Regions from separate parts of the Homo sapiens genome. Here region 1 is linked to region 2. A link is an interaction called in ENCODE POLR2A ChIA-PET data of the cell type or tissue named here. Cell type or tissue: Caco-2. All regions are shown on one strand. Each heading gives the region's core, and the rest is flanking DNA. Links, peaks and the distances in the headings are about the cores only.

Region 1 (8,330 bases), core at 105-8,104, 69 kb before region 2:
CCAGGCCCTAGGAGCATAATGTTGTCAGTAGAGTGGAATAGCATTGTGTTTTGTGTAATGAGGATGTGCTAAAGTCTGAGGTTTGGAGAACTGGCAGAAGAGTTAATGGAGTCCCGAGGCAAGATGGTAAAGGTGTATTGATGACTCTGATGCATGAAAGCAGGGTGTCTGACCTCTTCTTCTTGAAATAGAGAAATAGCATTTGTCAGCTCAGTAACTGCATACCAGGTGTGGGAGACTGTGTTTATTTTCTCCCGCAATGAGAACATATCTGAAACAGCAGCTGCAGTTGGCGTTGTCACATAATTAAGTTTATGGTAATTCACTGTCATTCTCTCAGAGACCCATCTGCCATCTTCACTGGCCAAACTGAAGAATGAAGGGGAAATTGATAAAATCACCACCCCAGAATTTTTCAAGGCCGTGATGATATTATTAATCGCTTCAGTTGCCCAGGAGTTTCAGCGTTGCTTTTGGTTTATGTGTTAGGCTGTTTTTGTGTTGCTGTTAAGGAATAACTGAGACTGGGTAATTTATAAAGAAAAGAGGTTTAATTGGCTCATGGTTCTGCAGGCTGTAGAGGAAGTATGTTGCTGATATCTGCTTGGTTTCTGCTGAGGCCTCAGAAAGCTTGCAATCATGGCAGAAGGTAAAGGGGGAGCAGGCACGTCACATGGCAAGAGTGGGAGCAAGAGAGAGGGAGGAGGTCCCAGACTTTTTTTTTTTTTTTTTTTTTTGGAGACAGAGTCACACTCTGTCGCTCAGGCTGGAGTGCAGTGGCGCGATCTTGACTCACTGCAACCTCCGCCTCTTGGGTTCAAGTGATTCTCCTGCCTTAGCCTCCCGAGTAGCTGGGACTATAGGTGTGTGCCATCACACCCAGCTGATTTTTTGTATTTATTTATTTATTTATTTATGAGATGGAGTCTTGCACGGTCACCCAGGCTGGAGTGCAGTAGCGTGATCTTGGCTCACTGCAAGCTCTACCTCCCAGGTTCAAGTGATTCTCCTGCCTCAGCTTCCTGAGTAGCTGGGACTACAGGCGCCTGCCACCATGCCCGGCTAATTTTTTGTGCTTTTTAGTAGAGACAGGGTTTCACCATGTTAGCCAAGATGGTCTCGATCTCCTGACCTTGTGTTCCACCCGTCTCGGCCTCCCAATGTGCTGGGATTACAGGTGTGAGCCACTGCGCCCAGCCTAATTTTTTGTATTTTAATAGAGATGGGGTTTCACCATGTTGCCCAGGGTGATCTCGAACTCCTGAGCTTAGGCAATCCGCCCACCTCGTCTTCCCAAAATGCTAGGATTACAAGTGTGAGCCACCGCACCTGGCCAAGGTCCCAGACTTTTAAACAAGCAGCTCTCATGTGAAGTAACTGAGTGAGAAGTCACTCATCACCAAGGGGATAGTGCTAAACCATTCATAAGGGATCTGCCGCCATGATCCGATCACCTCCCAGCAGGCCCCACCTCCGAGACCGGGAGACACATTTCAGAATGAAACGGCGTACGTCTGTAGTCCCAGCCACTAGGGACAGGGAGCTGGGGTGGGACTGAGGCAGGAGAATGGCTTGAACCTGGGAGGCAGACGTTGGAGTGAGCCGAGATCGTGCCACTGCACTCCATCCTGGGCAACAGAGCAAGACCCCATCTAAAAAAACACAAAAAACATTTTAGTGGCTCCCAGTTGCTTTCAAAATAAATAACCCCTTAACAGAGTTTGTAGTAAACATTGTATTTTTTTTGGTTGCTCATAAGTTGATCCCCCAGAAAACCAAGACTTTGAGAAATTCACTGGGAAGGGAAATACCGGTGCCTCTGAACAGTCCCTGGTGAGAGCTGCCAGCGGGGACGGCAGCAGCTGAAGTGGGCTTCCTCATTTCACTGGGGATGTGTAGAGCCTGCAGTGATAGAAAGCAAGTTGCAGCACTTACTTAATTTCTGGAGGAGAGTGAATGTGGTTATTGTAATAGGCAGGGCCAGTGGAGTTACCCAGATGGTCTGATCTGCAGAGATTGATTTGGCTAATTGACCATGGAGTCTGTGGAACCAAAATATATAAACAGCACATCCACTAAGTTGCTACTTGATGTGTGTACGTGAAAAACTTCAGGCTTGGTCAACAGAGATCTGACTTTAGCCACCGTGATTGAGAGCACAGTCTCTCACCCAATTTCCAAACCTGAGTCAGCCCTTGTTCCAGAAGTCCTGGAAGAAGTAAAAGCTGGATACCTGCAAGAAAGGACCCTGCAATTCCACAAGTACGGGCTGGGAATCTGCCTCTAGCCTTCCCCAGGAGTATCTGAGACCATCTACCAGGGAACTATACACAATGAAAAGATTAATACCAGACCTTTGATTTTTGTTTCCTCTTTTTTGAGAGGGAGTCTCGCTCTGTTGCCCAGGATGGAGTGCAGTGGCCTGATCTCGGCTCACTGCAACCTCTGCCTTCCAGGTTCAAGCAATTATCCTGCCTCAGCCTCCTCAGTAGCTGGGATTACAGGTGCCCACCACCACACCTGGCTAATTTTTGTATTTTTAGTAGAGACAGCGTTTCACCATGTTGGCCAGGCTGGTCTCAAACTCCTGACCTCAGGTGACCCTCCCGCCTCAGCCTCCCAAAGTCCTGGGATTATAGACGTGAGCCACCACGCCCGGCCTAGTATGGTAATTCTGTATTTAGTTTTTGGAGGAACCTTGCCTCAGCTTTTAAACTGGGATTGCACTCTTCTTGGGGTGGTTCCCAGTCACTGACTAGGCAGAGCTGTGGTACAGGGCCCAGCCATTTCTGCCTAATGTTGGACTGCTTTCCTCTGAAGCTTCCTGCTGGGCTGGCACTTTGCTTGGAAGGAGAAACAGCCAGATGTGCAATTATATACTGATTCATGGGCTGTAGTCCATGGATTGGCGGGTGGTGAGGGACTTGGAAGAAACATGATTGGAAAATTGGTGGCAAAGAAATTTGGGAAAGATGTATGTGGATAGACTGCTCGGAGTGGGCCGAAGATGTGAAGATATTTGTGTCCCATGTGAATGCTCACTAAAGGGTGCCCTCAGCAGAGGAGAATTTTAATAATCAAGTGCATAGGATGAACCATTCTGTGGATACCAGTCAGCCCCTTTCCCTAGCTACCCCTGTCATTCTCCAGTGGGCTCATGAACAAAGTGACCATGGTGACAGGGATGGAGGTTAAGCATGGGCTCAGCAACATGGGCTCCACTCACCAAGGTCAACCTGGCTATGGCCACCACTCAGTGCCCAATCTGCCAGCAGCCAAGACCTACAGGGAGCCCCCACTAGGACGCCATTCCCCAGTGTGGTCAGCCAGCTACGTGGTGGCAGGTTGATTACGCTGGACGACTTCCATCATAGAAGGGGTAGGGTTTTGTCCTTATTGGAACACACACTTACTCTGAATAAGGACTTACCTGCCCTGCACGCAATGCTTCTGGCAAAACTAGCATGTGTGGGCTTGTGGGATGTCTTATCCACCATTATGGTATTCTACACAGCATTGCTTCTGACCAAGGAACCCACTTGACAGTCAAATAAGTAAGGTAGTGGGCTCATGCTCATGGAATTCGCTGGTGCTACCATGTCCCCCACCATCCTGAAGCAGCTGGCTTAATAGAATGGTGGAATGGCCTTTTGAAGTTGCAGTTGCAGCACTGGGTAGGTGGCAATACTTTGCAGGATTCATTAATTATTAATTTATTTATTAATTTAAGATTTTTTTTCAATGATCAAAAAGTTGAAATGAGGCCGGGCGCAGTGGCTCATACCTGTAATCCCAGCATTTTGGGAGGCTGAGGCGGGGGGATCACCTGAGGTCAGGAGTTCAAGACTAGCCTGGCAAACATGGTGAAACCCCATCTCTACTAAGAATACAAAAATTAGGCTGGGCGCGGTGGCTCACGCCTATAATCTCAGCACTTTGGGAGGCTGAGGCAGGGGGATCACAAGGTCAAGAGATCAAGACCATGCTGGCCAACATGGTAAAACCCCGTCTCTATTAAAAATACTAAAATTAGCTGGGTGTGGTGGTGCGCACCTGTAGTCCCAGCTACTTGGGAGGCTGAGACAGGAGAATCACTTGAACCCAGGAGGCGGAGGTTGCAATGAACCGAGATCACGCCACTGCACTCCAGCCTGGGCAAAAGAGCAAAACTCTATCTAAAAAAAAAAAAAAAAAAAAAAAAAGTTGGCTGGCTGCGGTGGCTCACACCTCTAATCCCAGCACATTGGGAGACTGAGGCAGGAGGATCACCTGAGGCCAGGAGACCAGCCTGGCCAATATGGTGAAAGCCCGTCTCTACTAAAAATACAAAAATTAGCCAGGCGTGGTGGCAGGCGCCTGTAATCCAGCTACTCCGGAGGCCGAGACAGGAGAATCACTTGAACAGGGAAGGCAGAGGCTGCAGTGAGCCAAGATTGCGCCACTGCATTCCAGCTTGTGTGACAGAGTGAGACTGCATATCAAAAAAAAAAAAATGTTGAAATATATGGATGGTTTTTTGGTTTGCTTTTGTTTTTGAGACCAAGCCTCACTCTGCTGCCCAGCCTGCAGTGCAGTGGCACGATCATGACTCGTTGCAGCCCTGAACTCCTGGGCTCAAGGGATTCTCCTGCCTTAGCCTCTTAAGTAGCTGGGACTACAGGCACATACCACCATGCCTGGCTAATTTTTTAATTATTCGTTTGTAGAGACGGGGGTCTTACTATATTGCTCAGGCTGGTCTTGAACTCCTGGGCTCCAGTGAGCTTCCCGCCTCAGCCTCCCAAAGTGCTGGGATTACAGGCATGAGCCACCAAGCCCAGCCTAAGAATTGTGAATTTTACATCATACTATTCAAGTTACGGAATAATCACAGTAAATATCACTCAAGAACTTTACCTCCTCTTCTGGGAGACCGGATTAGTGTGTTTTCAGTTGTGCACAGGGTAATTGTTTCATTTAGGCAGAATTATGACCTTGTCACTGTCTTTACTTGAGGAGATTAAGTATGGTTTAAGGAGATGTTTATGGATGCCAAGCTGACAAGGAGTGGACTTGCCATGGGTAGTATTAGGTGTCAACTTGACTGGATTGAGGGATGCCTAGTTGGCTGGTGAAACATTGTTGCTGGATGCGCCTGTGAGGGTGTTTTCAGAGGAGTTTTTTTTTTTTTTTTTTTTTTTTTTTTTGAGACAGAGTCTCCCTGTGTCTCCAGGTTGGAGTGCAATGGCATGATCTTGGCTCACTGCAACCTTTGCCTCCTGGATTCAAGTGATTCTCATGTCTCAGCCTCCCAAGTAGCTGGGATTACAGGTGCCTGCTACCATGCCTGGCTAGTTTTTTTTTTTTTTTTTTTGAGACAGAGTCTCACTCTGTCGCCCAGGCTGGTGTGCAGTGGCACGATCTCAGCTCACTGCAAGCTCTGTCTCCCGGGTTCACGCCATTCTCCTGCCTCAGCCTCCCGAGTAGCTGGAACTACAGGCGCCCGCCACCACGCCCGGCTAATTTTTTTGTATTTTTAGTAGAGACGGGGTTTCACCATGTTAGCCAGCATGGTCTCTATCTCCTGACCTGATCCACCCGCCTTGGCCTCCCAAAGTGCTGGGATTACAGGCGTGAGCCACCGCGCCCAGCGCCTGGCTAGTTTTTGTATTTTTAGTAAAGATGGGGTTTCACCATGTTGGTCAGGCTGGTCTCAACCTCCTGACCTCAGGTGATCCACCCCCCGCGGCCTCCCAAAGTGCTGGATTACAGGCGTGAGCCATGGCGTCCAGCCCAGAGGAGATTGATGTATGCTTCAGTGGACTGAGAGAGGAAGACCCGCCCTCAGTGTGGGTGGGCACCATCCCATCTGCTGCCCACCCCCGACCCCATTCCACCACTAGGACAAAGCAGGCAGAAGAGTGGGGATACTCAGCTCATGCTCTCCCTCCTGGAGCTGGCTGCCTCTATCTCCTCCTGCCCTTGGAAAACAAGACTCCAGGTTCTTCAGCTCTTGGAATCTGGAACTTGCACCAGCAGCCTCGTGGGGGCTCTGAGGCCTTTGGTCTCAGACTGGAGGCTGCACTGTTTGCTTGGCTGGTTCTGAGTCTGTTAAATTTGGACTGAGCCTCAGTACTGGCTTCTCTGGTTCTCCAGCTTGCAGACAGCCCCTTGTAGGACTTTGCCTCTGTAATTGCGTGACCCAGTTCCCTCTAATAAATCCCCTTTCATATATATCTTATTGCCTCTGTCCCTCTGGAGAAACCCTGACTAATACAGACACTTATGTTAACTCCATAACTTGGCTATTGTGAGTAATGCTGCAATAAACATGGGATACAGATATCTTCTTGAGATACTGATTTCATTTTCTTTGGATATAGACTCAGAAGTGGGATTGCTGAATAATATGGTAATTCTATTTTTGGATTTTGGAGAAGCCTTGTTTCAGCTTCTGAGCTGGGATCACACGCTTCTTGGGTTGGTTCCCAGCCACCGACTAGGCAGGGCTGTGGTGCCAGGGCCTGGCCACTTCTGCCTAATGTTGGACTGCCTTGCTCTGGGGCTTCCCACTGGGCTGGCAGAGCCCTTGTCAGGTCAGCATCACAATCTCTGGACCCCTTCCCGATGTGCTTCCCTTCTTCCTTGGCCAGCGCTCACCCCACAGACACATTTGGTACTCCTCTCTCCACCCCAGCATCTGCTCCCAGAAAACCCAACCTGTGGCACTTCACTTCATCTATTAAATGAGATGAGAAAGAAAAGCAACTTTTCAGCCAGGCATGGTGGCTCACACCTGTAATCCCAGCACTTTGGGAGGCTGAGACGTGTGGATCATTTGAGGTCAGGAGTTCAAGACCAGTCTACCAATATGGTGAAACCCCATCTCTACTAAAAATACAAACAGTTAGCCGGGTGTTGGCCGGGCACAGTAGCTCATGCCTGTAATCCCAACACTTTGGGAGGCTGAGGCGGGTGGATCACCTGAGGTCAGGAGTTCAAGACCAGCCTGGCCAACATGGTGAAACCCTGTCTCTACTAAAAATACAAAAATTAGCCAGGAGTGGTGGTGCGTGCCTGTAATCTCAGCTACTTGGGAGGCTGAGGCAGGAGAATCACTGAACCCAGAAGGCGGAGGTTGCAGTGAGCCGAGATTGTGCCACTGCACTCCAGTCTGGGCAACAGAGCCAAATAAATAAATAAATAAAAACCACACAATTAGCCGGGCATGGTGGTAGGTACTTGTAGTCCCAGCTTACATGGGAGGCTGGGGCAGGAGAATTACTTGAACCCGGGAAGCAGAAGTTGCAGTGAGGTGAGATCATGCCACTGCATTCCAGCCTGGGCAACAGAGTGAGACCCTGTTTCCAAAAAAAAAAAAAGAAAAGCAACTTTTCATCCTGTTTTCTTTAAAAACTTGAGCCTCTCCTTGGTTCTCTGGAGCACTTCCCAGTGTTTTCCGGGCTGTGAGCCCTCTTTAAATTATCAGGCCCAGAAAGGCATGGAAATGTGACAGCAGTCACGTCTCACTCCCCCTCCAGCTAAGTAATCAGCTCTGGAAGCCACTTGCTGTGTGGGCTCTAGACTGACTGATGCCAAGTAGCCATAAAACACCACACAATGGACACTGTAATTCACTTGCTATAACTCAACAGTGTACAGCTAGTCACTAATCAGTGTTATTTCTTTAACCCAGTGAGCATCCTTGAAACTCAACTTTTGTAATCGCCCCCTCTCCTGATTAATCCTCTTTAAAAACTCAAGCCTCTCTTTGAGCACTTCTCAGTGTTTTCCAAGCTATAATCCTCAACCGTGGCCCAAATCACTCTCTATATTAATTTTGTCTCAGTTTCCTTATCTGGATTGACAGAGGATAACAAAATACCTAGTTGTTGACCAGGCACAGTGGCTCATGCCTGTAATCCCAGCACTTTGGGAGGTGGAGGTGGGTAGATCACTTGAGGCTAGGAGTTCAAGACCAGCCTGACCAACATGGTGAAACCCTGTCTCTACTAAAAATACAAAAATTAACCGGGTGTGTTGGTGCACACTAGTAATCCTAGCTACTTGGAAGGCAGAGGCAGGAGAATTGCATGAACACAGGAGGCAGAGGTTACAGTGAGCTGAGATCGTGCCTCTGCACTCCAGCCTGGGCAATAGAGTAAGACTCTGTTTCCAAAAACAAAAACAAACAAAAAAAAAACCTAGTCATTTCAATAATTAATTACACGATGATATCAACTTGAACGCCTCCTCCTGAATCAGTGGGGCTGATTTTCCATTTGCCCCTTTAAATTCACTTTTCACCCTTTCCACCCTGCCCTGGGCCCCAAGATGCTGACCCTCAAGAA
Region 2 (8,330 bases), core at 163-8,162:
AAACTGGCTCATTACCATGAAGAAGTAGCATTCTGATGAGGACAGGAAATCACTGAGGAACAGGAGAGAATGCATAAACTACCACTTATGTGTATTGCTAATGATATGCCAGACACAATTCTAAACACTTACATGACGGTCTCATTTAATACCAATGCAAAAATTCTACAGATGAAGAAATGGGGACTCAGAGAGATTAAGTAGTTTGCTTAAGGTCACACAACTAGGAAATGACCAAATTGGCATTTAAATGAGACAGGCTGGCTGAAGCCTGGACTGCCTCTGCCTTTTTTTTTTTTTTTTTTTTTTTTGAATCAGGGTCTCACTCTGTCACCCAGGTGATCACGGCTCACTGCAGGCTCGAACTCCCAGGCTCAGGTGATCCTCCCACTTTGGCCTCCCAAGTAGCTGGGACTACAGGAGGGCCACAATGCCTGGCTAATTTTTTTTTTTTTTTTTGAGATGGGGTTTTGCTATGTTGCCCGGTCTGGTCTCGAACTCCTGGGGTCAAGTGATCTGTCCACCTCGGCCTCCCAAATTGCTAGGATTACAGACATGAGCCACCGTGTGCAGCCTGCCTCTGTCCTTCTGAAAAAAAGGTAATGGCAAAGGCATGGGGGAAAAGTTAAACATGTTAAAGAAAAGGCTGTAGATATTTCCATATGCATGTCGATTCATGTAGTAGCTTCCTAGCACTTCGGTAACAACCATAACCCAGCGGCGTTGGTGGTACAGTAGCGAGCATAGCTGCCTTCCAAATAATCATAACTTTGGTGGGATTTTTTGTTGTTTTTTTTCTGAAACAGGGTTTCGCTCTTGTAGCCCAGGCTGGAGTGCAGTGGTGTGATCTCGGCTCACTGCAACCTCCTCCTCCCAGGTTCAAGCGATTCTCCTGCCTCAGCCAGTCGAGTAGCTGGGATCACAGCTGCCTGCCACCACACTCAGCTAATTTTTGTATTTTTAGTAGAGATGGGGTTTCACCATGTTAGCCAGGATGGTCTCGAACGACTGGCTTCAGGTGATCCACCCTGTTGGGGTGATCAGACCCAACACCAGGCTGTGGGGGCAACGAAGTCCGGGGGAGTCAAAGGAATGAGACAAGACAAGTTAAGAGTGAAAGTGGGACCGCAGGCCAACGCTAGTATGGAGGCTGCGAAGGCCCTGAGCGCTGGGAGCCCGAGCTGTTTATTGGTGATCAAAGAAGCAGGTGGTGAGGATGTGGGGGTTGAAAGGAAGCAGTGCATCAAGCGCATGATCTATGGCCGTGACGGTTTAGCATTTTGTTTGAAGCATATGGAACATGTTCTGCTACTTGAGATAATGGGAGTGATAGAAGCAAGGAGCCTGCAAGTCTAGACACATTCCAGAGGTCACGAGGGTTTTTATGCCCTGAGCCCTGGATTCCATCCAAGCCACGAGAGCTTTTATGCCCTGGGTTTAGATTGTGGTGTGGCGGGGCAGCCTTCCACCCTTTAGCACAGAGCTTGGTGTTCCAAAGGCCACGAGGGGTTTTAGACCCTGGACCCCAGACATGTTCCAAGACTCTTTTACATTATGTCAGACATGCAAGCCCTGCCTCAGCTTTTTTCCCAACACTCAGCTTTTACCCAACATACCCGCCTCGGCCTCGGCCTCCCAAAAGTGCTGGGATTACAGGTGGGACCCACCGTGCCCAGCCCCACTTCAGTGGTTTAAAAGAGCAGATATTTTCTCTCACACAGTTCTGGAGGCTGGAAGTCTGCAATCCAGGTGTCAGCAGGGATATGCCTTAGGGGAGGAGCCTTCCCTGCCTCTCCCAGCTTCTGGTGGCGCCAGGTGTCCCTTGGCTTGTGGCTGCATCACTCTCATCTCCATCTCCATCTTTACATGGGCTTCTGCTCTGTGCGCCTCTCCTCCATGTGTCTCTTATAAAAATATTTGTCATTGGATATAGGGCCCACCTGTATAATCCAGGGTGATCTCAAGATCCTTAACTAGATCTAAAAGGACAACCTTGGGAGGCATGGTGGCTCACACCTATAATCCCAGCACTTTTGGAGGCCAAGGGATCGCTTGAGCCTAAGAGTTTGAGACCAGCTTGGCTAACAGTGAGACCTCAACTCTATTTTATTTAAAAAAATAAAATAGGGCCAGCCATGGTGGCTCACATCTGTAATCCCAGCACTTTGGGAGGCCGAGGCAGGTGGATCACAAGGTCAGGAGATCAAGACCATCCTGGCTACATGGTGAAACCCCGTCTCTACTAACAAATACAAAAAAATTAGCTGGGTGTGGTGGCGGGCACCTCTAGTCCCAGCTACTCGGGAGGCTGAGGCAGGAGAATGGCATGAACCCAGGAGGCAGAGCTTGCAGTGAGCCGAGATCACCCCACTGCACTACAGCCTGGGCAACAGAGCAAGACTCCGTCTCAAAAATAATAATAAAATAAATAAAATAAATACAATCTCTCCTTATACACAGTTTAATACAATCTGTCCTTACACGCAGTTTAATGGCTACTACTGCTTTCATTCTAACAACTGTAAGACTCTCAACATCTTCTGAAAACTTGGCTGAAAAGTGATATTCTTTCTTTCTTTATTTTTGATAGGATCTCTCTTTGTTGCTCAGGCTGGAGTGCAGTGACACGATCTTGGCTTATTGCAGCCATGATTTCCAGGGCTCAAGTAATCTTCCCACCTCAGCCTCCCGAATAGCTGGGACTATAGGAACACCACCAGGCCTGGCTAATTTTTGTATTTTTTTTGTAGAGATGGGGGTCTCACTATGTTGCCCAAGCTAGTCTTGAACTCTTGGGTTCAAGCGATCCTCCCGCTTCGGCCTCCCAAAGTGCTGGGATTACAGGCATGAACCACAGCACCTGGCTGAAAAGTGATATTTAATATATTAATTTCTGTTTTCTCCATTGTATCAATGAGAAAATTAATTATCTTCAGGACCACTGGATCCTCACCCCCTCGTCATTTTCTCTGTCAGAGGCAAGTCAAGAACTCTGCTACCACTGGGGCAGGATCCAGTCCTGGGGTTGGTGGGGTGGAGTTTGCCTGCAACAAGAAGTTGTGATTTTTTATAAAATTGCAGAATCTATTGTTATAGGAGGAGCTTTGCTTTAATGGTTTTTCAGTTTGTCCCTTTACTTACCATAGGGATTCCTTCTGTTGCCAGTCCCTTGGGGGCAGGGACTGTGTCTTCCTCCCTGTATTCTGAGCCCTGCATAGGGCCTGGCCCTTGCATAGGTGTTCAATCAATGTGTCAAATACATGAGTGAATGGACAAGCACACCTTTTCTTTTCTTTCTTTTTTTTTTTTTTTCTTGAGATGGAGCCTCGCTCTGTCGCCCAGGCTGGAGTGTGGTGGTGTGATCTCGGCTCACTGCAAGCGCCGCCTCCCCGGTTCACGCCATTCTCCTGCCTCAGCCTCCCGAATAGCTGAGACTACAGGCGCCCACTACCATGCCCAGCTTTTTTTTTTTTTTTTTGTATTTTTAGTAGAGACGGGGTTTCACCGCGTTAGCCAGGATGGTCTCGATCTCCTGACCTCGTGATCCACCTGCCTCGGCCTCCCAAACCTGCTGGGATTACAGGCATGAGCCACTGCACCTGGCTTTTTTTTTTTTTTTTTTTTTGAGACGGAGCCTTGCTCTTGTTGCCCAGGCTGGAATGTGTGATCTCAGCTTACCGCAACCCCTGCCTCCCGAGTTCAAGCAATTCTCCTGCCTCAGCCTCCCGAGTAGCTGGGATTACAGGCATGTGCCACCATGACTGGCTAATTTTGTATTTTTGGTAGAGATGGGATTTCTCTGTCTTGGCCAGGCTGGTCTCGAACTCCTGACCTCAGGTGATCCGCCTACCTCGGCCTCCCAAAGTGCTGAGATTACAGGCGTGAGCCACCACATCTGGCCTCGAGCACACCTTTTCTGGTGCACGTAAAACTAGGTCGGGTTCTTAGGGACTGAGTCACCTGACTAACACTAATCAAATACACACAAACAAAACCACAAACTGCTCTGTCAAGCAGGATGTCAGCAGTTTCCTTTGCATGAAGGAGGGTGGGGAGGGGGTGTTGTAAGGTGGGTCTCCAGAATGATGGAATAGGGTCGCTGTCGGGAAGAGGCTGAAAACATTACTGTGATATTTTGTCTTATAAAATTCTTTTTGGTTTTTTTTTTAGAGACAGGGTCTTGCTCTGTCACTCAGGCTGGAGTGCGGTGGTATGATTATGGCTCACTGCAGCCTCGACCTCCTGGGCTCAAGTGATTCTCCTACTTCAGCCTCTTGAGTAGCTGGGACTATAGGCGAATACCACCGTGCCTGGACTTTTAAAATGTTTTGTGGGCCAGGCGCGGTGGCTCACACCTTTAATCCCAGCACTTTGGGAGGCTGAGGCGGGAGAATCACGAGGTCAGGAGTTTAAGACCAGCCTGGCCAGCATGGTGAAACCCCGTCTCTACTAAAAATACAAAAAATTAGCTGGGCGTAGTGGCGGGCGCCTGTAATCCCAGCTACTCAGGAGGCTGAGGCAGAGGTTGCAGTAAGCTGAGATCGTGCCACTGCACTCCAGCCTGGGCAACAGAGTGAGACTGTCTCAAAAAAAAAAAAAAACGTTTTGTGGAGATGCAGTCTCATTATGTTGCCCAGGCTAGTCTTGAACACCTGGTCTCAAGAGATCCTCTCGCCTTGGCCTCCAGAAGGGCTGGGATTCAAGGTGTGAGCCACCACACCTGGCCTGGTTTATAGGATTCTTGTATAAATTCTCTGTGGGCCGAGCCTAGACTAGAATATTGCCCAACTTCCTTTGCACAGCAAAATGGATTTCATAGGATCAATTAAGAGTATTTGGACCAAACAACTATCTCTCTTACTTTGTTAGCCTGGATTGCAGGAGTCACAATTACTTACAAGTCAAAAAGATGAGGAGAGGGCTGTGGCAGTTGTGGTCTCAGGCCTGCAGCAGCCTTTTGCAATATTGAGTTACCCTGCGGGCTTTGTGAACTTGGAATCACAGACTCCTCCGAGGTTGTGCCTCAGCCTCCCCAAAACGTGAGAGGCGAGGGCAGAGCCTACTTACCTTTCACCTCCTAGCACCTGAGCCGGAGCACCTGGTTCACAGTAAGCACTCAATCTGTGTGTGCTGAATAAACAAGAAACTGCCTGTTCCTGCCTCGGGGCAGGACGCACCGCCCTAGTGACTGTAATACTCTCCTCCACCAGATTTGGCAGCTCCCCTCCCTTACACAGCCCTGGGGAATTACTGCTCTTTTCTTTCTTTGGTGTCCTTTCTCTAAAGTGCAAATAGTTCCTTCTGGACACACGGTCTGTCTGCAGCCTGCCAGTATCATTCACCCTTGCTTGCTTTTACCTTCTGTTTTGTCTTCCTGAGACAACATTCTTGTAACAATTCCAGCAAAGTCAAACTTTTTTTTCTTTATTATTACTTTTTTTAATCCACTCTTGCACTCTCACCCTTTACTCTCTCTCTCTTTTTCATTTCTTTTCTTTTCTTTTTTTTTTTTTGAGACAGGGTCTTTTTGTCACTCAGACTGGAGTGCAGTGGCATGATCTCCACTCACGGCAGCCTCAATTTCCTGGACTCAAGCGATCCTACCGCCTCAGCCTCCGGAGCAGCCAGGACTACAGGCGCTCAGCACCACGTCCGGCTAATTTTTGTATTTTTTGTAGAGATGGGGTTTCGCTATGTTGGCCAGGCTGGTCTTGAACTGCTCACCTCAGGTGATCCACCCGCCTCAGCCTCCCAAAGTGCTAGGATTATAGTTGTGAGCCACCCTGTCTGGCCTCTTTATTTTATTTTACTTATTTCTTTTCCTAATCTCGAGGACCTGTGAAACAAAATCCTACTCTGATTTAGAAGATACCAGGTCCTGCTGGGCGTGGTGGCTCATGCCTGTAATCTCAGCACTTTGGGAGGCCGAGGTGGGAGGATCACTTGAGATCAGGAGTTCAAGATCAGCCTGGCCAACACGGCGAAACCCCATCTCTACTAAAAATACAAAAATTAGCCAGGCGTGATGGCATGTGCTTGTAATCCCAGCTACACAGGAGGCTGAGGCAGGAGAATCGCTTCAACCTGGGAGGCGGAGGTTGCAGTGAGCCGAGACTGCACCACTGCACTCCAGCCTGGGTGACAGAATGAGACCCTGTCTCAAAAATAAAAATAAAAAATCTCCTGAGTTTTACATCTAATGATACAGAAGGGCAAAAGACACAGTTGGGGCAGTAGGGGAAGGGGAACCATCTTTCAGTTATTTCAGCAATGTCCCCAGGTATTTTGAACCACAGTGAAGAAGAAAGAAATCAACAAAGTCAGCGCTACCCCTGCCACACCATTGGCTACACAAGGTTACAGTTTCTATAGCTACAAGCCTGTCTCTTAGGGAACGCAACATACCACAGAGTGGCCTCCCTAGAAAGGCCACTTAGTCATGTGAAATGTAGATCTCTGCTGAAACAGAGATGTTTTCCCTTGGAATTTACAGTTAATAAAGTGACACTCAGTAGTGTGAACGTGACAGAACGGGATACAATAAGAGAATGAATCTGCTTCCCTCAGATGGAAATAAACAGGCTGGACTGTGATGACAGCCAATAGAAAACACAAAGCCTGGCCAGGCGCCGTGGCTCACACCTGTAATCCCAGCACTTTGGGACACCGAGGCAGGCAGATCACGAGGTCAGGAGTTCAAGACCAGCCTGACCAACATGGTGAAACCCTGTCTCTACTAAAAATACAAAACTTGACCAGGCATGGTGGCGCACACCTGTAATCCCAGCTACTAGGGAGGCTGAGGTGGGAGAATAAACCCGGGAGGCGGAGCTTGCAGTGAGCCGAGATCGTGCCAGTGCACTCCAGCCTGGGCAACACAGTGAGGCTCCATCTCAAAAAAAAAAAAAAAAAAAACGAAAACACAAAGCAATTATCTGTTCATTGTGATACGATGTCAGCTGTTGGACCTGGCGTGCTTCCAGAATGAGCTTGGAGATATGCTGGAGGATTACAAAACAAAACCCCTTACAGATCAGGACTCAGAGCAACAGATTTTTGTTACACGATCAAACGATAAGAATACCATTACTATACCATAATATATTCTCATTTCTCTTGCACTTTCTTGCATATTATTGAATTTATTTATTTAAAAACATATATATATATATACAGAGAGAGAGAGACAGATGGAGTCTCACTCTGTTGCCCAGGCTGGAGTGTAGTGGCGAGATCTTGGCTCACTGCAACCTCCACCTCCTGGGTTCAAGCAATTCTTCTGTCTCAGCCTCCCGAGTAGCTGGGACTACAGGCGTGTGCCACCACACCCAGCTAATTTTTGTATTTTTAGTAGAGACAGGGTTTTACCACACTGGCCAGGCTGGTCTCAAACTCCTGACCTTGTGATCCGCTCGTCTTGGCCTCCCAAGGTGCTGGAATTACAAGCATGAGCCACCGCGCCTGGCTATTTATTTTTAATTTCTTTAAATTTAATTGAATCCTCTAACATCCTTCCAAGATTGTTACGTAAAACACCCACTGTATAGGAGAGAAAACTAGGCCAGATGTGGGGGCTCATGCCTGTAATTGCAGCACTTTGGGAGGCTGAGGCAGGAGGATCACTTGAGCCCATGAGTTCAAGACCAACTTGGGCAATAAAGTGAGACCCTATCTCTACAGAAAAAAGTTAGCCGGGTGTGGTGGCACATACATGTAGTCCTAGCTACTCAGGAGGCTGAGATGGGAGGATCACTTGAGCCCAAGAGTTCAAGGTGCAGTGAGCTGTGATTGCACCACTGCACTCCAGCCCAGGTGACAGAGCAAGACCCTGTCTCAAAAAACAAACAGATTAAAAAAGCAACAGAAAAAAAAAAAGAAGAGAAAACAAGCTTCAAAGATGTGACACAATTGCCAAAAGCCACCAGACAGTCAAGTAAAGAACGAAGGAAACAACTAAATAGGACTTGACCCCAGGTCTCCTGAGGCCACACCCAGGGAGCTTGCTACTTGAACCAGTGATGATTTAAAAAAATAACTCGGCCGGGCTCAGTGGCTCACGCCTGTAATCCCAGCACTTTGGGAGGCCAAGGCAGGCAGATCACATTCAAGACCATCGTGGCCAAGATGGTGAAACCCCGTCTCTACTAAAAATGCAAAAAAATAGCCGGGCGTGGTAGCACGCACCTGTAGTCCCAGCTACTCAGGAGGCTGAGGCAGGAGAATCGCTTGAACCCGGAAGGCGGAGATTGCAGTGAGCCGAGATCGCACCACTGCACTCCAGCCTGGGTGACAGAGCGCGACTCTGACTCAAAAAAAAAAAAAAAAAAAAA

The links. Peaks named below come from ENCODE experiments on the same cell type or tissue, not always from the same donor. Only the 100,000 strongest peaks of a DNase experiment are listed, where the experiment ranks them.
Region 1: POLR2A ChIA-PET joins it to region 2 with 5 read pairs; 10 of 35 experiments call an interaction of 5 or more read pairs at or near these places.

Annotation. Positions count from the first base shown.
Region 1 is chr22:40,659,064-40,667,393 of GRCh38, forward strand. It overlaps LOC124905123 (a long non-coding RNA gene), which reads right to left. Exons shown (of 3, transcript XR_007068110.1): 3 at 530-1,902. Among named protein-coding and RNA genes, the nearest start is that of MCHR1, 16 kb to the right of the region's middle. RefSeq lists an enhancer at 5,756-6,271. In Caco-2, for the core only: no CTCF peak of the experiment used is centred there; no DNase peak of the experiment used is centred there.
Region 2 is chr22:40,727,720-40,736,049 of GRCh38, forward strand. No RefSeq gene overlaps it. Among named protein-coding and RNA genes, the nearest start is that of MCHR1, 52 kb to the left of the region's middle. RefSeq lists enhancers at 302-1,026, 1,027-1,750, 1,078-1,157, 1,228-1,277 and a silencer at 3,596-3,754. In Caco-2, for the core only: no CTCF peak of the experiment used is centred there; DNase peaks (open chromatin) are centred at 1,302 and 5,162.